Linked DNA regions of Mus musculus: regions 2 and 3 are each linked to region 1. Evidence: chromatin loops called from intact Hi-C (ENCODE). Cell type or tissue: heart. All regions are shown on one strand.

Region 1 (2,500 bases):
GTCAATTTGTTTTTTTTTTTTAAGATTTATTTATTATTATATGTAAGTATACTGTAGCTGTCTTCAGACACACCAGAAGAGGGAGTCAGATCTCGTTAGGGATGGTTGTGAGCCACCATGTGGTTGCTGGGATTTGAACTCAGGACCTTCGGAAGAGCAGTCGGGTGCTCTTACCCACTGAGCCATCTCACCAGCCCAGTCAATTTGTTTTTAAGATAGACTCTCTTATAGCCCAGGTTGCCCCTAAAGTCACAATGTAACCAAGAATAACCTGGAACTTCTATTTGAGTTAGTCCTACTATGTAGTCCCCCCTGGCCTCAAACCACAGAGATAGGCCTGACCCCGCCTCCCAAATGCCAGAAAGTGTGCACCCCCACACCTAGCTGACCTTGAACTTCGGAGTCTCTTCACTTTCCACCACCAAGCTTACAGGCTTGCACCTCCAGACCTAGTTTTTTTGTTTTGTTTTGTTTTTCCTTTCTTATTTATTTATTTATTTATTTATTTATTTATTTATTTATGATTCTTCAGCTGACAGCAAGAGTATCTATTGTACACGAGTTACACTTGGCCACAAGTGAGAACAGACCTAGTCCAGAATGCCAAAGGTCCAGGGCAGAGAGCCAGCCGGACTGTTTGGGTTATAAGAAAGGCAGTCATTTTCCCAGGTGATCTCGGCCAGATCACGTTCCAGGTCCACTGAGACTTACTACCGACAGCAGCATACAGATCAACAACTTGTTCCGGTGTCCTGGCCTTCGGCATCCCTTACCTCTCTGCTCCTGCAGGCTTCGTGGGTGCACAAGCTAATTTACTTGGACCTCTGCCTCTTCTTTCTTCTCTTCTCTTGCGCCTCAGCCTGCGCATTCATTCGCATTCTCTTCTTCCGCCACTTCCCTCTCGTGGCGCAGGAGTTTCAAAGAAGATGGCGCTAAGGCCGAGCCAAACCTAGTTTTTATAAGGGGCCTTGAAAGCGTACGAAGGAGCCACTACATTCTAGAGTCCTAAAAGGCACAACAAATGCCCTGAGCCCAGAAGCAAGCTACTCTCTTCTCAGACGTTGACAGCTCAGGGTTTGGGAGCCCGGGAGACGCCAGACAGAGAAGTGACGAGGGCCAGGAAGCCCAGGCTTGCAGTGAAGGAGTCCAGGGCTCCTTCCCTCCCTGAGAACTCCTCTATGTAATTCCCGTGCTTAGTCACATGGGGGTGACAGTGCATCAGGGAGGCCCTGCTCCTCTGAGTCAGCAAAAATAGAAAAACTAAGTGGGGCTGGAGACAGTGACTAAAAGCAATGAGTGCTCTTCCAGAGGACCTGGGTTCAATTCCCAGCACCCACATGGCAGCTCACAATTGTCTGTAACTCCAAGATTTGATACCCCCCCCCAAAAAAAAAAGAAAAGAAATTAAAAAAAAAAAGATTTGATACCCTTACCCGGACATACCAATGCACATAAAATAATAATAATAATTAATAAGCAGGAGCTAAAGGAGGGCTGGCTTATCAGGTAAAGATGCTCACCGCCAAATCTGATGATCTGAGTTGAGTCACTGGAACCCACACATTGGAGGGACAGATCAGACTCCTGAAAGCTGCCCTCTGACCTACACTGGTGCACACTCCCCTAAAAGAATTAAATAAATGGTTTGTTTTAGTGTCTTTTTTTTTTTTTTTTCGTTTTTCGAGACAGGGTTTCTCTGTGTAGCCCTGGCTGTCTCCTGGAACTCACTCTGTAGACCAGGCTGGCCTCGAACTCAGAAATCTGCCTGCCTCTGCCTCCCGAGTGCTGGGATTAAAGGCGTGCACTACCACGCCCGGCTCATAGTAGTATCTTTAGGTGACTCAGAGATCTACTGAGAATTCTTACCACATCCCAGTGACGGACAGTCCATTCAAATTCCCAACTGACAAGTCAGACAGCCTGCCCAAGATTACCCAGCCAGAATGTGAACCTGGTCAGGGTTGCTCCCAATCAGGCTGCAGCAGCTTCTGATCCTAGGCTCACAGTCCAGCTCCAGCCTCTGTCTGCCAGCATCTGGAGGCTAAGCTGCTTCAGCTGAGCTGGCAGAGCAGAGTTCTTCGTGGGGAGAGACATGCTTGCACAAGAGGTTGGGGGAGAGACTGTCTGTACCTCTGTTGTAGAAAGGCTGGTCTGAGGGGTGAAGCCTTTGCTTTCCCTCATATATACAGTTATGTGTGTGTTTATATATGTGTATACATACACATATATGTGTGTGTATACACATATGTATATGCATATGTGTGTATATATGTGTGTATACATATTTATATATTCTATGTATCTATGTATGATATATATATGTATATGTATATATACACACACACACACACACACACATATACATATATATTAGGCTTTAGAACAGAGGTTCTCAACCTTCCAAATGCTGCATGCAACCCTTTAATACAGTTCATTTATGGTATGGTGACCCCAACCATAAAATTATTTCCATTGCTACTTCATAACTGTAATTTTGCTA
Region 2 (2,500 bases), 110 kb after region 1:
GAATGCAATGGTAGACCATAATCTGAAATTGTAAGCTAAAATAAACCCTTTCTTTTATAACTTGCTTTGTTAGGAAATTTTGTCGCACAAACAAGAAATAAAAGTAAGATACTACTTGAGGATTTTTTGTGGGTGCTTGTAGAAGTAAGGTCAGTCCTTTCAGTGACAGAGTTTACTTTTTTAGTTTTGTTTTGAGGCAGGGTCTCTCTATGTAGTCTTGGCTGTCTTGAGACTTACTTTATAGACCATGCTAAACCTCAGATTTACCTGTCCGCTTTCTGACTGCTGAGATTAAAGGTGTATAAAGCTATGTTTAAAGTTCGTTTTTTGTTTTTCAAGACGAGAGTCTGCAAAAAAAAAAAAAAAAAAAAAAAGCAGGGCAAGATGGCGCACGCCTTTAATCCCAGCACTCGGGAGGCAGAGGCAGGTGGATTTCTGAGTTCGAAGCCAGCCTGGTCTACAAAGTGAGTTCCAGGACAAAGTGAGTTCCAGGACAGCCAGGGCTAAACAGAGAAACCCTGTCTCAAAAAAAAACAACCAAGCCTTGTAGACCAGGCTGACATTGACCTTAGAGGTCCACCTGCCTCTGCCTGCCTCCCAAATACTGGGTTTAAAGGTATAGGCCACCCTTTCCCAAAACAAAGGTATCTGTTTATAGCATTTTACGTCAGCCTACAAAGCCAGGTGTGGTAGAGTATGCCTGTAATCCCAGCACTTGGAAAGTGAAGGCAAAAAAATTAAGAGTTGGGGGCTGGTGAGATGGCTCAGTGGGTAAGAGCACCCGACTGCTCTTCCGAAGGTCTGGAGTTCAAATCCCAGCAACCACATGGTGGCTCACAACCATCTGTAAGAAGATCTGACTCCCTCTTCTGGAGTGTCTGAAGACAGCTACAGTGTACTTACATATAATAAATAAATAAATCTTTAAAAAAAAAAAAAAATTAAGAGTTGAAGGTTCTTTTTTTTTTTTTTTTTTTTTACAAAAAAGACATAGCTTCTTTTTTTTTTTTTTTTTAAAGCATCTGTAGCTGTTTTCAGATGCGCCAGAAGAGGGCATCAGATCTTATTACAGGTGGTTGCAACTAAGGACCTTTGGAAGAACAGTCAGTGCTCTTACCCACCGAGCCATCTCGCCAGCCCTGAAGGTTATTTTCTATTAAATAGTAAATTGTAGGTTAATCTGATGACTCTGTCTCAGGAAGGGAGGGAGAGAAGGAAGGACAGGGGGGAAGAAAAAGTGTGCCTATTATGTACAGTTTTAGTATTTTATCTCTTACTTGGCATTTGTAGTCCTCATCTTGCCGTGTTTTCGTTTGTTTGGTTTGGTTGGTTTTGGTTTTTTGGTCATTTATTTGCTGAAGCTTTGACTGTCCTGTTGAATTTTCTACCCTCTAAATTTGATTGGTTGCATGTTTAATATGTTCCTCTAACTTGTTCCTCTGTTTTCTGTCTTCAAAAAATTTATTGAGGACTGACGAGATGGCACAGCAGTTAAAAGCATTGACTGCTCTTCCAGAGGTCCTGAGTCCAATCCCCAGCAACCACATACAATTATCTGTAATGGGATCTGATACCCTCTTCTGGTGTGACAGTGACTGTGTATATTCACATATATAAAATTTTAAAATTTATTCATTCGTTCAGTGCATACATGTGCCACAATCCCTGTATGGAAGTCAAGAGAACAATTTTATGGGTGTTAATTCTCTACTATATAAGTCATCAGGATAGAGAAACACTTATGCCTACTGGGACCTCTAGGCATCTGCTTGTTTCCTGTATCTCCTACGATATAGTTGCATCTAGAGCCTGGGCTTGACGAAAATTGTTTCTCTTTTAATAGGAATGCTTGGTAGATGGTATACTAGACATCCTGTTACGTCATACCAATAAGCATGTATCTGATCAGATTGTGCACTTATTAAGTAAGATACTAAAGTTGTTCATTTGTTAGGGTAGGTTTTTCAGTTTGGTAAATTTTATAAAGCTCTTCACTAACACAGAATGCCTAGATTGGGATAGCATCTTGTAAAAGTATTAATTTGTTGCCTTTTCTTTTTCCCAGGAATCCATACCTGTTTTGTATGTAAGCAGAGTGGAGAAGATGTGAAAAGGTGCCTTCTACCCTTATGTGGGAAATTTTACCATGAAGAGTGTGTCCAGAAGTACCCACCGACTGTCACACAGAACAAGGGCTTCAGGTGCCCCCTCCACATTTGTATAACCTGCCATGCTGCTAATCCAGCCAATGTATCTGCTTCTAAAGGTATGGATTTTTTTTTTTTTAATATAAACCAATCTATTTCTAAGACTTGCGTTAATTTGGCAGGAGTTATTTTCAAGTGCAGTCTGGAACATTTCTTCATAGCCTCAGGTAAATTAGCAAGGCTTTGGCCTAGGGAATGATGAATTCCGTCTTAGCATGTGGTATACTATGGAGTTTCCAGCTGGCAGTTTAAAATAGTACGGTATCATAGAATTTTGTTTGAAGACAACTCCT
Region 3 (2,500 bases), 76 kb after region 1:
TGTTTTTGTTGAGACATAGTATCTTGCAGCCGAAACTGCCCTCAAACTCTTTTATAGCCAAGAATGACGTTGAATTCTTAATTTTTCTGAGTCCAGAATTAAAGGAATCGCTACTGTACCATTGTATTATGGTGCTGGATGGTGAACCATGGCTTCATCAGTGCTCAGCAAGCACTGTCAATTGAGATAAATTCTCAATCTTCAATTTTCTAGAAGAGGAAACATGGTAATATATTGGCACAATTCAACATTTAAAAGATACAGAAAATTAATACTTTTTGGATCCCTCAGCAGTTCAGTCTGTTTTCCAGATATATCCTGTGGTTTCTTGCTGTCATATTAATGATAACTATTAAATTATACGTTATTTTTCTTACTGGTTGCTGTAATTTGTTAAATCTTCCCTTTATTAAATGTCTAGTGTTTTTGAAAATTTAGCATCTCCTATGGTCAGTAACCTTAAAATACTTCTTTGTCTCTTTAGAATTAGGAGCATACATTGTTCATAGCCCTTTCCTGGATTATTGGGTATCTGTTTGACAATGCATCTCAGCTCTAACTTGTACTTCTTAATTGTTACATTAAGCATTTTATAAGCAGGACAGAAAAAGGAAAGCTTGCATTCCATTAGTATTTTTTTTTAAGATTTATTTATTTTATGCATATGAGTACACTGTACCTGTCCTCAGACACAGCAGAAGAGTGTATCTGATCCCATTACAGATGGTTGTAAGCCACCATGTGGTTGCTGGGATTTGAACTCAGTACCTCTGGGAGAGCCATCATTGCCCCCATCAGTATTTTTCTAAAATTCATTCTAACCATCACTTTTAATTCTATCCCCATTTAGAACCTAGTTAAAAATGTTTGGAATTTTATAAACGAGCTATATGTATATAGAATTCAAGCTACTCAGTTCCTGCTTGTTCTGGCCCAAATATTTCTTTATTATTATACATTTAAGTACACTGTAGCTGTCTTCAGGCATGCCAGAAGAGGGCGTCAGATCTCATTACAGGTAGTTGTGAGCCACCATGTGGTTGCTTGGATTTGAACTCAGGACCTTTGGAAAAGTAGTCAGTGCTCTTACCCACTGAGCCATCTCTCCAGTCCATCTCACCAACTCCTACAAAATCTCTTAATGTGAATAAAATTGTTTCATTAGCTTAATGTTTACCTTTGTTGTTGGAATTTACAGTACATTTTTACTAATTTATAGAAGCATGCCTCTACTGTGACTAAAGGCATGTGCTACCAAGGCAACCTGAGACCTAGAAATGTTAATGTATTGTTGTACATGATTTTGATGAGGAGTAGTGCATGCGATTTGCAGAAACCTGAAGGTATCCAGTATCCAATCTTCGGCATCTACAGGCTTTTTGGTTTGTCTCAAAGAAGTGCTTAGCTAAAGAACTGAAGCTTCTGTGGGGGAGAGATGACTCAGAGGTCCTGAGTTCAATTCCCAACAACCACATGGTGGTTCACAACCATCTGTAATGAAAAATAGTGCCCTCTTCTGGTCTTCAGGCATACATGTAGGAGAATGCTGTATACATAATGAATAAATAAATCTTTTTTTTTTTTTTTTTAAAGAACTGAAGCTTTTCTTGAGTATTTTCAATGAGAAAAGCAAATATCTACTGTATAATGGGAACAGCATCCTCACAAAGAAAGGGAACAAGAAAGCTTTGAGACCTAGGTGAGAGGGATCCAGCGCTGACCCAGGAGCTTTCTTTAGTAAAGAGAACCCAAGGATTGTAGAGTGGACAGACTGATTTTTATCATGGCTTACCCTACTTAATAACAGTGAGTTTGAAAACTCACTTTCCCTTTCTGAGCTTTAGTTGCATTATTTATAAAATGGAAATACCAGTTTCTGCTTGGCATGTTGAACTGAGAATTTGAGATCCTTGAGTGTTAAGTAGTTGGAAATAGTGAATTCATGTTGTTTCCCAACATGTTCTTAACATGTTCCTTCACATTAGAAATAAATGTTATTAGTATTATGAAACTTGAATGTCTAGTGGGGAATTTATCAAATTATAATCTATTATAGTTGCTTCAGAGCATAAAGTTATGAGTATGAATGTGTATACTTATTCCTAGGCATGTTTAACCAAGACACAGCTTCAATGGTTAGCATGCATGGTTCATTGTAGACAGAACATCATCGTGGCAGCAGGAACGTGAGACAACTTTGCTACATTGGTTGGGCAATTTCTCTACTTTGGTTCATTTATAGGTATATATTATGTAACATAAAACAGTAAGAAAAATTCTGTCTTTTTGTTTGTTTGTTTGTTTGTTTTATTTTTAGTTTTTTCGAGACAGGGTTTCTCTGTATAGCTCTGGCTGTCCTGGAACTCACTCTGTAGACCAGGCTGGCCTCGAACTCAGAAATCCTCCTGCCTCTACCTCCAAAGTGCTGGGATTAAAGTCGTGCGCCACCACACCCGGCTCCCAAAAGGGTTTCTTATCAAGAAGAATATCAGATGTTTGC

The links. Peaks named below come from ENCODE experiments on the same cell type or tissue, not always from the same donor. Only the 100,000 strongest peaks of a DNase experiment are listed, where the experiment ranks them.
Region 2: it touches region 1 in a loop (2.5-fold over the local background); 2 of 42 quality-filtered maps call a loop at or near these places.
Region 3: it touches region 1 in a loop (5-fold over the local background); 2 of 42 quality-filtered maps call a loop at or near these places.

What each region holds. Positions count from the first base shown.
Region 1 is chr13:55,181,619-55,184,118 of GRCm38, forward strand. No RefSeq gene overlaps it. Among named protein-coding and RNA genes, the nearest start is that of Nsd1, 27 kb to the right of the region's middle. In heart, a CTCF peak has its summit at 1,183; a DNase peak (open chromatin) is centred at 1,153; H3K4me3 peaks cover 749 bases; H3K27ac peaks cover 745 bases.
Region 2 is chr13:55,287,990-55,290,489 of GRCm38, forward strand. It overlaps Nsd1 (nuclear receptor-binding SET-domain protein 1), which reads left to right. Exons shown (of 23, transcript NM_008739.3): 13 at 2,066-2,266. Among named protein-coding and RNA genes, the nearest start is that of Rab24, 33 kb to the right of the region's middle. In heart, a CTCF peak has its summit at 1,069 (motif pointing right); no DNase peak of the experiment used is centred here.
Region 3 is chr13:55,257,331-55,259,830 of GRCm38, forward strand. The region is part of intron 5 of Nsd1 (nuclear receptor-binding SET-domain protein 1); the gene reads left to right. Among named protein-coding and RNA genes, the nearest start is that of Nsd1, 49 kb to the left of the region's middle. In heart, a CTCF peak has its summit at 1,525 (motif pointing left); no DNase peak of the experiment used is centred here.